Linked DNA regions of Homo sapiens: region 2 is linked to region 1. A link is a contact called in ENCODE Hi-C data. All regions are on one chromosome and are shown on one strand. Each heading gives the region's core, a stretch centred on a gene start or an enhancer-like site at or near the end of the contact. The rest is flanking DNA. Distances are from core to core; before and after follow the strand shown.

The links. Hi-C counts contacts between places; a loop is a spot of excess contacts on that map. Pooled maps may share reads with other maps.
Region 2: a loop to region 1 is called in a map of CD8-positive, alpha-beta T cell, with 7 times the contacts of the local background. The contact joins the promoter of CDKL5 here to the promoter of AP1S2 in region 1. A Hi-C loop is called at or near these places in 3 of 168 maps with a recorded cell type or tissue (CD8-positive, alpha-beta T cell and naive thymus-derived CD4-positive, alpha-beta T cell) and 8 of 50 pooled maps.

Annotation. Positions count from the first base shown.
Region 1 is chrX:15,852,907-15,858,377 of GRCh38, reverse strand. It overlaps AP1S2 (adaptor related protein complex 1 subunit sigma 2), which reads left to right and starts at 3,565. Exons shown (of 6, transcript NM_001272071.2): 1 at 3,565-3,690. RefSeq lists silencers at 3,149-3,258, 3,349-3,628, 3,849-4,138 and an enhancer at 2,927-3,531.
Region 2 is chrX:18,423,317-18,428,787 of GRCh38, reverse strand. CDKL5 (cyclin dependent kinase like 5) reads right to left here and starts at 3,180. Exons shown (of 18, transcript NM_001323289.2): 1 at 3,093-3,180. RefSeq lists a silencer at 2,860-2,929 and an enhancer at 3,265-3,559.

The DNA.
Region 1 (5,471 bases), core at 2,316-4,815:
CCCAGGCTGAGAATCACTGCTCTATCCTAATGTTCATAGGGCAGTAGTAATTTTCCTGCATTTTATTCAAAGCTATGGAAACAGGCTTCGAGAAAGAGCATATGTTCCACATTTCTCTTTAGCTCATTGTTGAGGACTTTGGCAGTGACAGCTCTATCTATTTTGAAATGATTTGGTTCACAAATCCTCATTATTTTAGGCCATTTTTCTCCCTGGAACAACTTTATCTTTGGAGATGCAAATTCACAAACTCTAAACATCTTTTTTACACTTTCTGTGATCTACAAGGCTTCAGCACTGAATTCCATTATTGGGCATTTTTATTTAATAATTTCTAAATAATCTATAGACTGGCTAAAGGAACTCTGTATAAGTCCATAATACAGAGCTAGCAACTAATGGAATGGTTTTTATCTACCTCCTTACAATATTTTAAAAAATTATTTAAGAAAAAACCTAAGTAAAATGTAATAATACCCTTTATTACATCCTACTGCAAGATTCTGTCCATGGAAAGAAATTCACCATTGCTTCTGGGATTTACTTCCTGGTATCGAAAGAATATGCTAATAATTCTAGTTCGTGATTTATTTTAGATGTTATCTATTTTCTTCCCTTTAGCACATGAGGATTTAGCATTATTTCAACCTTCCCTCACTTCTGCTCCTCCATAATATCAATATATGACAATTTTTCTTTAAATCATCAGTGTTTAAATGATGAGCTGACAGTGTATCCTGACATCCTTATCGACATCCTCATGTAAATGTTCCCTCTCTTATTTTCCACGTGGGTATGTGTTTTAAATAGTCCCTTTAAAAAAAATTAATGGTATTTTGAGACAGTGAGAGGATAAAAGTATATGGCCATCACACATTTAATAGGAAACTAAAATTATTTTTGAAAACTTTGGAAAGATTACATAAAAAGTCTCAAAATTTTATCGTTAGAAGGTAAAGATTTCTATTTTCCCCTCACCTCTTACATTTAGCATAAATGACAGTGAAGCATTTTTTTCAAATTTAAGAAACAAGTATAAAATCTGATTTTTAGTTTTTCATGAAACGAATTTTGTATATAATTCTTGTATCAATATTAACACCAATAAATCAGGACCATCTAGAAAACAAAAACAGGATTAAAAAAGATAACCAATTGACATGACGGATGAAGAAGACACTAGGTGAGAAGAAACATGTATATAACAAAGCCTACAATTGGGAAATTGTGGGAATCAAAGTCAAGCAGTTAATTACTAACAAAGATGGCAACCATGTTTCTTTTGTCTTTCACAGTGAATGCATAATTAGCACTTAATACTAAGACTAGGGAATAAACCATCTATAATCTATTGAAAAAGACCATCTGCTTCTATAAATTTTGTTCTCATACACTTGCCAAAAGAAGAGAACATATTAACAAAATAATGGGCCCTGCACTGTTAATTGCTAGGTTGTTTGCAGTTGTGCTGTTGCTATTAGAATTTAATAAGCCATTCCTTCTGCTAAATTAATAAGCAGCCAAGATTATGTAATAGCTGCTTTCAGCTGCTAATTATTTTTCCCACAATTCCTTCCCCTCCCTACCCCTACCCCCACCTTTTTTTGGCTAGGAGCAGGAAAGGAGACTGCCAGTATGTCATCAGCAAGTCTCCCGTCCTCATTTTCAGAGCAACATTAGGAGCATAATCAGAGTTTAAACTTGGAAGTGGCTATCTCAGGAACCTTCAGGATATAAGTGTTTTGTACAGAAAAAGAGAAAAGCAGCATTTGGATTCAGAGGGCGAGTTTTCATTGTGTAGCATTAGAGCTATCTTTTAACTGGTTAATGGCATCTGTTTCTTGTAGTAAGAGAGAAATGGGACATTCGAAAGCACCTTTGGGGCATGACTAGGTAGGGAGAAATCTGGTGGGGGCGAGGGGGACCTAAAGAACTACAGAAAGCCAGCTCTGTGCCGTGTGTCGTCCCCTTTCTTTAATATTCCAGTATACATTAATCATACATGTTAGTAGGAAACTTTCCAAGCAGCACAGTAGTGCTTGAAAAGGGGAAGTATTACACATTTCTTTTTGTTTTGTCATACAAAAGCATTTTTTAAAAGCCCCCAAAACTACTGTCTTAGTTTCATAGATACTATAATGTACACAAAAAGAATATAATCCCTAATAAAGGATTCCTTTACATTGATTACATTTAGCTTCGTGAAAATTTTAGCATTTCTTTTTTTACTTTAGGCCATTAAAAAAATTCTGGCGACTATACTTAGGAACCTCTGCAAAAGGGGCATGGCCCAACAAAAGCAATTTTCTCGCTTCCTTTGTAAGAACCTAGGTGACTCGGGTAATGAATAGCATTTCGATATGGGAAACCCGTGGCTCTTCAAGGAAGGTCACCTAATCCCGTGGGACTCCCCTTTCCTTATCTGTAAATGACTAGATGATTCATCCATTCTATCATTCAGAAAATTATGAACATCCATTATGCCCAGGCATTACGCTCAGCATTACAGCTCTTAACAAATTTATCATTTTATAGTCTTTATCAGTCAACTCACATTTATTAGTTGTTATATACCAGGCTGTGAACTAGATTGAGATGCAAAATGAATACAATTTAAGGTGTGCTAAATAAAGGCTAACGGGCATGTGGGTGAAAGAGGGAATCGCTCTTACAGGGTTTTAGGGTGAGGCTTCATAGATGTGACATTTGGGAGCAAGGACATGCCAGGCACAGCAAGTCGTCGGCAGTGCTAAACTGGAACCCAGGCGGCTGGTGGGGCGACCCAGTGTGAAGGAAGCGGGATCTCGAAGGTGAGGTGCTGTCCGGGCTTTTCAGCCGAACGGACGGTAACTCATCCAGTCCGCAGCACCGAGGATGGGCGAGGCGAGCCCAGGGAACAGACTCCCGCGAAGCTCGGGGCGGAAGGTGTCTGGGCTAGGGCTGGAGCAGTGCAATGGGAAGGAGAGGGCGGATTCCGGACAATTTTGAGGCAGAATGATAGCAAAAGGCCCGTGAATGCGTGACGAGCTCCACAGAAGAGCTGACTTGTTTTTCCAGAGTTGCAGCACTCCCTCGTCTCCTCCCACCCTCCTCGTCAGCCGTCACACTTCACACTTCCTCTCTGGGGACACAGAGAATCATTAGAGCTCGAACGTGGCTCTTCGCTGTCCGGAACTTCCCTGCCCCGCACCACCCGCTAGGCTAAGGACGCTGCAGAATCCCGTCCTCCTATCATTAAACAAGCAGGACAGCCGCCCGCGCGCGTCCCGGAGGCACCTGCAAGAGCGCGCGGGCGCGCGGGCGCTCGGGCCCGGCAAACGCCGCTTCCGGGTCACGTGGCCCGGCTTCCGGTTCGCACCTCCCCTCAGCGAAGAAACCTCCAATCGGCTGCCTTGGACTCAGCGGTTACCCGCGCTGCCTCCGGTGCCGCTGGCGACCGCTGAGCCGCTTCCCGCGCGTCGCCTAGCCCGCCCCTCAGCTCGCCGCAGCCCCGGCTCCTCCCTCGTCCGGCCCCCGGGGCGGGGTCTGTCAGCTTGCCCTCCCCTCTCCGCCTAAGCCTGCCCTATGCCAGCCGGGTGTCCTCCCCACAGCACCACGGCTTCTCTTCCTCAGCACGGCGACAGGGGCTTCCCCTTCGCCGCCGCCGCCGCCGCCGGCCAAGCTCCGCCGCGCCCGCGGCCCGCGGCCGCCGTAAGTCCCTGGGGGCGAAAGGGGGCGCCGGGGATGGGGGAGAGGGGGAGGGAGGACTGGGCGCGCCCCCCGCCACCCCGCGCGCGCCCCGACGACCCCACCCCGAGCCTGCCCGGCCCGCCACTGGGTCGCCGCGCCCGCAACTCACTTCTCTCCGTGTCCGCGCCCTCCGCACCACTCCGCGCCGCGCCCGGGGATGTGGGGGCCAGTCCCGGGCTCCGCGACAGCCTCGCGGCACCTGTGGTTCGGGAATCGCCTCAAGTTTTGCGGGGCGCTTTCGGGAGGGGCCGGGGGCGGTGGCGGCCGAGGACTCTTGGCGCCCCCTGCGCGGCGGCGGATGCCATTGTCTGCTCCGCTCCTTGCCTGTCACCTCTCCCGGGCTTGGTCAGTGATGGAGTGTGGCCACGGGAGTGGGGGGGAGGCACCGGCGACGGCCGGACCCGAGGAACGCTGGCCCCGAGCCCGCGCCGCGGCTGAGCCCATTGTTTTTAATGCCAGTCTCGAGGAATTGTGGTGCCCTGTGATTTGCGGCAAAATCAAAGCGTTGGTTTTTAACACGAGGGAAGGAATACTCGTGCTTTGCAACCGGGTTTCGTCCCATGTTAGGACATAATTTATTTTAAGGAGAATACATTGTTTTTTCGTCCTGCAAAGTGGTAGGGCGGATACAGGACCCTGCTCCAGACAGCCTTGAGCCCATACTCTTCGCAGGCAAACCCTCACCCTTTCTGGTCACCAAGATCTAGGAATACGAGGTCCATTCTTTTCCAAGTTCTGGTAACGGGTTTGCAGTAAATGCCCAGTTGATGCTTCACTTCCTGCCCCCTTCGAATGCCGCTATCTTCAGGACTTGCACGGGAGGCACTTTGGTATCACCTAATAATGTCCTTATATTTTGTTCCCCTGACGCATTTTAAGTGAGGTAATAAGACCATTTTAACTTTACTAAAGTTGAATTGCCACGTCATACATTTCTAGATATCTTGTTGATACCTTTTTGGGTGGTTACAAAAAGCGACGATAATTTCTTACCGAAATTTAGGGCCCATTTTTATTCTACATTGGTTCTGTAAATTTCCCCTCCCCGTGTTCAAATTCAAGATGGTGTGGTGAATCTTGAGAATCATGCTTGAATCTTATTTGCAGTAACGCTGTTAAAGGAACTTAACAGTGATTAAAAGAAAAAAGGATACCTATGTGAATTCTGCCTTTAAATTACCTTTGTAGAAACAATACTTCTGTTTGCAGTTGAGATGACCAATTGGATTACAAAAAGCTTGGCGTTAAAAATGAAACATGCAGACTAATCAACACATTTGCAGATCACAAATAAATACATACAAATTAGTTTAAGTATAAAACACACTAGAATTCAGCATCCATTCCATCTGTAGATACTATTTTTTATTTTAAATGAAGTATTTCATGTAATGTTTCAATGCTGAATCTTATTTAATAAGTGTAAATCTTATTGTGGCCTTTTAAACGTTTGTTTTCTTTTTCATAATACATTAACTCAGTTCTAGATTTTGTACATATTTAAGTTGGAATGCTTTAAAAGTCAGATGAAAACATACTTTTTTATTAATGAAAATTTGTATTTATGGGATTTTTCAGTTAATATTTTGGATCATTCTGTTTTGCTTAAAATATGCCATCATAAACTGAGGAGAACATTCCAAGACATAAGCTACTGTCTGCAAGTAATTCACCCTGGAACTAGAACGGCCTCAGGATGAAAAATAGCAGGTCTTCTGTTTCTTTCAAAAGTACCCAAACCA
Region 2 (5,471 bases), core at 1,931-4,430, 2.6 Mb before region 1:
CGCCTCCTTTAACAAGAAATTTGATGTTGCCAAATTATTTGATGTTGCAAAAAAAAAAAAAAAACTTTAAAATCTAAAATTACCCAATTCTGAGTAAATAGCTTTTTCTACTTAGAAAGCAACTTAATACTTCAAATTGTGCTATTCTTGTACCAAAGTGAAGGGTCATCTAAAAGATTTCCCTCATGTTTTAGATCTATGCATGTGAATTAATTATTCCTAAAAGCCTCATATTATTATTTGACATCAATTTATTACATAAAAAAGTCATATTCCCACAGTAACTGCCAAAAATCAGGTACTGTGTTAGCATACCTAATATCTAGAGGAAATAAAGATCACCACCAGTTATCAAAACGGAAGGGGAGAGAATGTGAATTTTAACAGACACGTTGAAGAAAACCTATTTTCCTTGCTCTCTTTGCAAATTTCTTACAGCCAATTTCTCAGATAAAGCTAAATTTTCTTTTACAAAGTAAACTGAAATGAAAATCATAATGAAAGGTTAACTTTCTGCAAGAGAAGCCACTGTCATTTCCAACAATGCAGCTATTGTTAACAGTCTCTCATAGATTCCTGGACACAGTGGTGAAACAAGGCTAGGGGTGATACTTAAAGGAATTTCTCCACCTCTGTCTTTCAGTTTGTAATGTAACAATACTGTACCTTCAAAGTAGAAACACCACGTAAAATCTGGTTCCCGTTAACTGAAACTGCCTTAACCCCAAGCAGCATATTTGCAACCGAATACATCTGATTCGCAATCAGTCAACCTTCTATTACCCATCTATGCGAGACGGCCCTGCAATTTCTTTCAATGGGAGCCTTTCCTTTTAAAACCCCAGGGGACACAATAGATGCCACACTCTGATTTAAATAATTCCAAGAAAATTACAATATAAACAAAGGCAGACTTAGGGAACTTGCATAAGTAAAAATCAAAAACCTGAGAAAAAGGGGTAAAAAAATACCAATCACAAACCCCTAAATCATGAATAAATTTTAAGACTGAGCCAGGAAAAAAGGAATTACTCTCTGGACAAAGAATTCTATTTCAAATTTAAAAAAAATATATCGGATTTTGATTTTAAAAAATTTAGGCTTAGGAAATATGCTAAACAACAAAACTGGAATACTCAACTGTTTGATATATATACATCTAGCAAATTAATCGCTGCATTGACTATGTTAAAAAGGCAAGACAATTCAAAGAGATTTGATACCCTCTCCAATTGAGGAACCCCCAACTACTCTGAAATGGCAGATAATATCTAACACTCTTGGAATGGTTAACTTTATTTAGTATGCCTCTTTTGTAGTTCTATTATTTAATAGAGCCAAACGGAATTTTTCCCTAATTAGGTTTCCTTGTACTTGTGAAATGCTCAGCATACAGTGCTGGCAGCATTAGCTTCTCTCTTCTGGCTCCTTCCCCCCTCAACCACCCTCACCTCCCCCCCAACCCCCGCCCCGAAAAAAAGATTTCCTTCCCAAATGTTCTCTTCTCTGCATTTGTCAACAGAAACACCTACTGGTGGTGTCAAACTGCTAAGACTGCTGCAGGCTTCCTTATTCCTGGTTTCAGTGTCAACGCCAAAAATTCTCAATCCTAAAATAGTACTTTTAATAAAAAGAAATTAGAAGTCTTGCTAGGTACTCAACCTATCATATTCTCGAAAAGCAGCACGCCTTTTTTAAAAATCTATTATTAATGGACCCTAATTGGATTGTTAATCATAAGATCATACTATCACCTTCAACACTAACATACAGGAACAAGTAAATATAGCCTCTTCACATTTTGTGAACAAAACATTTTAAAACACTTGAAGGAAATAAAAACAAATTTACATCTAAGTGTCACTCACATGTAATTCCGAATAGCCTCGGTGAAGATGTCTTTTTTGTAACCCTACAGCAAGAAAGAAACAAGCTGGAAATGTTCCAGCAGATGTTACCTAAAACGATAATCCTGTTCTATACACATCTCTGTCTCCTGTTTCTGACAAACGCTCTCAGACAAATTAATTTGTGTAATCTTTTACATTAACTATATAACCATTACGTTCAAACAAACCTAATTCAGATGCACAGAAAGAAATCATTCGGTGTCAACAATACTTTCTAAAATCAGCTTAAATTCCAGCCAATTAAAATAGATTGTGCTAACAGAATACTGATCTGCAACTACTTAAATATCACAGCACCCGTCTAATCTCACTGTAGAGATACTAAGGTCAGGCTTTTCTTATTCAGGCATCTGTTCTTTAACACTCAAATGAAGCGAAAAACAAAACCCTCAAGGAAGATCTGCCTTTACACTGAAATATGTTCAGGTTATTTTTTTCCCCAACGTGGGCACAAAACGTGTCAATGCAAGGAGGACCTGTTCGTTCTGGGAGACGGTTCCAAATCCCAGAATCCGATTTCTATGAGGGTCCAAAAGGTATGAAGGTCTGAGAAGGGGCCATTCTTCTTCCCCGCACTATGCCAGTCGTGAACTTCACAGCATCGCCTGAAACTTGTCCGGGGGAGGTTGCGGAGCCGCGGGGCCGGCGCCCGGTCGCTAGCCCACCCTCGCGGGCAGCCAAGGTCAGAAGGGCCCGGGCCGCGACTGACGGCCCCTGGCGAGTCTCGGGCTCCCTCCGAACTCGGGCAGGGGGCTGGGGCGCGCAGGCCCCTCCTCGGCGCCGGCGGGAAGGGGCTTACCTCGCCGCAAGCCCCGGGGAGCTCGTGCCGCGGGAGCGGCGGGGCGGGGACGCCGCAGACCCGCCGCTGAGGGGAACCCCGCGGGGCGGGCTCGACCCGCCGCCCCTCTTTCACACCCTTTCGCCTCCCCACACCCCAAAAGACAGCCCCAGCCCCTCGGGGGAAGCCCTTCCAGAGGCGCAGGGGAGCGCTGAGGAGGGGCTACTCCGGGCTGGGACGTCCTCACCGCGTCGCCCCGTTCCGGGGGAACCGGCGCCCCCGCCCCTTCTCTTGTCCGCCCGGGGGGACTGGGTGGGTCTCCACTCTCAGGAGAAGCTGGGTGGACGCGGGGCCGATGTAAGGGTAAGAAGGCTTGGCGGGCGGGTGGCGGCGCGACTACTCACCCCGCCGAGTCCCCCACTTCTAGCAGGGGACCCCACAGCTCCTGAGGACGCCGTCGCCGCTTTACCTTCCCCAGCGGCAGAGACAACTAATCGAAACCTCCGGCCCCGCCCTCTAGCAGAAGCGAACGCGCAGCCTATTTTGCTAACTGCCCCGCCCCAGCCGGCCCGTTCGGACCAATGGGAAAGCACCTCAGGTTTTGCCCGATCCCGCCTTTACCCCGCCCCCTTCTGGTAGGAGCCAATGAGGAGGAAGCGCTTGTCCTGGGGTTCGGGCTCGCGCCGCTCGTGCTCGAGTCTCCGAAGCCGAAGAACGCTGGTTCCTTATACAAGCTCGCCTGCGCGCTCACGCGCGCGCCGCGCCTCCTGGCACGCCAGGTTTGGTTGCCCCGCCAAGCCCTAGCAACCTGGGCTGGAGAGGCTGAGAGGGGCGGGGCCCGAGCCTGGAGTCGACGCCGGGGGGTAGAGCGGGGAAGCAGGGAGAGGGTCGACGGTGGTGGGGTGGGGAGATCGTGACTGAGAAAGGGGTGGCTGCGGGGGTAGGAGGTGGCGAGGAGGCCCCGGAATCCGCCTGTCACTGCGGAAAAAAGAGGGAATCCTGCCTGCAGCGCAGCTACCCTGCCCTCCCTCCGGAGGGACCCGTGCCGGGGGCTGGGGTGGGGGAAGTCGGAGAAGAGGGGGAGAACATACTCGGGGCGGGAGCTGAGAAATACAGGATGGAGGATGGTTTATCTCTGTTGTTGGTAAAAATGATATCGAAGTCCATTGCTGCTGCTGCCCAACTGTTGCCGCTGCGTGTGCACACACACACGCACATATGCACACACACAACACACACTCACACGTACACTCATCCAGCAGCTTGCGGTCCCTTGGGTGAGTTAGGCGCAAAGACCTAGCAGCCTGAGGATTCCTTACACAGCAGCTGGGCGCGTGCAAAGAGCTGTTGCAGCAGTAGCAGCAGCAGCAGCAGCAACGACCCACACCTCCGCTTCGGTCCGATGCTCTGCCACACAAGATCCCCCAGCTGGCTTGAAAGCAATGAAGTCATCGCCCAACCAGTACAAATGTAAAGATCTTAATACCCACCATGGATCGGGTTTCCAAGGAGGATGAAGAGGTGATGAAATTGAAGGAGATAACATTTCCAATGCTACTTTTAGAAAATAAAGAAAAAAAATTTTTTTAAAAAGACATTGGGGACAAATCTATGGAAAGCTGCATAATTATTTTCGCTTTAACAAGCAAAGGAGAAAAATAGGGTCTCTTCTGGTTAGGAAAAGCACGGAAAATAGGCAGTGTATGAGGTCATAGCTGCCACCAAATTAGAAAGATGCAGTACTGTAATAGGAAATAGATATTTGGGATAAAATCCACTTAATCTATTCCTGTAGTGAATCTGGTAACAATATGTAGCAGCATGCTCAGTTTGGCCACTTGATACCAAGCCAATAGGATTTTCTTTTTCATAACGGTGAATATTTGATGAGGAAATGAAAGTGGAAGCATATTAGAAAATTTTACAGGTAGGAGCAATGAATTAGCAAAGAGGGAAAATGGAGTCAGAGGCAACAACAGAGGGCTTCGCAGAGTCTCCTGCCTCCTCCAGATGCAAAGTAACAGTGCTGTGACCTCTAGCTTCACCCACGTGGATCCAGAACTCCTGGGGCAATCACTCCATTTTCATCCCTGTATATCAGAGCCTTTGTACTAGGAATTTCAGCAGCATTACCTTTGACTCAAATGAATAATTTTTTAAAATTTTATTTAGACCTGGTGAACCGGAAGTAACAAATTAATTATCCGTATAGATTGAGAAGATGGAGAAAAAACAATAACTGAACATCTGTTAATATAGGTCCAATTTAGTATTAAGTAGTAATATTAGATGCCTTATAATGTGCCATCCCATATACACAAATATGACCTTCTGCTTAGGGACATTTGCTTTGATCTGGTTTTAAGTAGTGGTAAAGGATTTCTTGCAGTCACTTGCAGTTTAGTTAATTCGTCTTTTGGTCAAAAACTAACCTTTCTAGAAAGTTAGTAAAAGTTTAAAAAGTACCATGCGCCGGGAGCAGTGGCTCACGCCTGTAATCCCAGCACTTTGGGAGGCCAAGGCAGGTGGATCACCTGAGGTCAGAAGTTCGAGACCAGCCTGGCCAACATGGTGAAACCCCATCTCTACTAAAAATAGAAAAAAATTAGCCGGGAGTGGTGGCGTGCACCTGTAATCCCACCTACTCAGGAGGCTGAGGCAGGAGAATTGCTTGAACCCAGGAGGTCAAGGTTGCAGTGAACCGAGATGGTACCACTGCACTCCAGCCTGGGCTAGAGTAAGACTCTGTCTCCAAAAAAAAAAGTACCATGCTGCCATTTAAC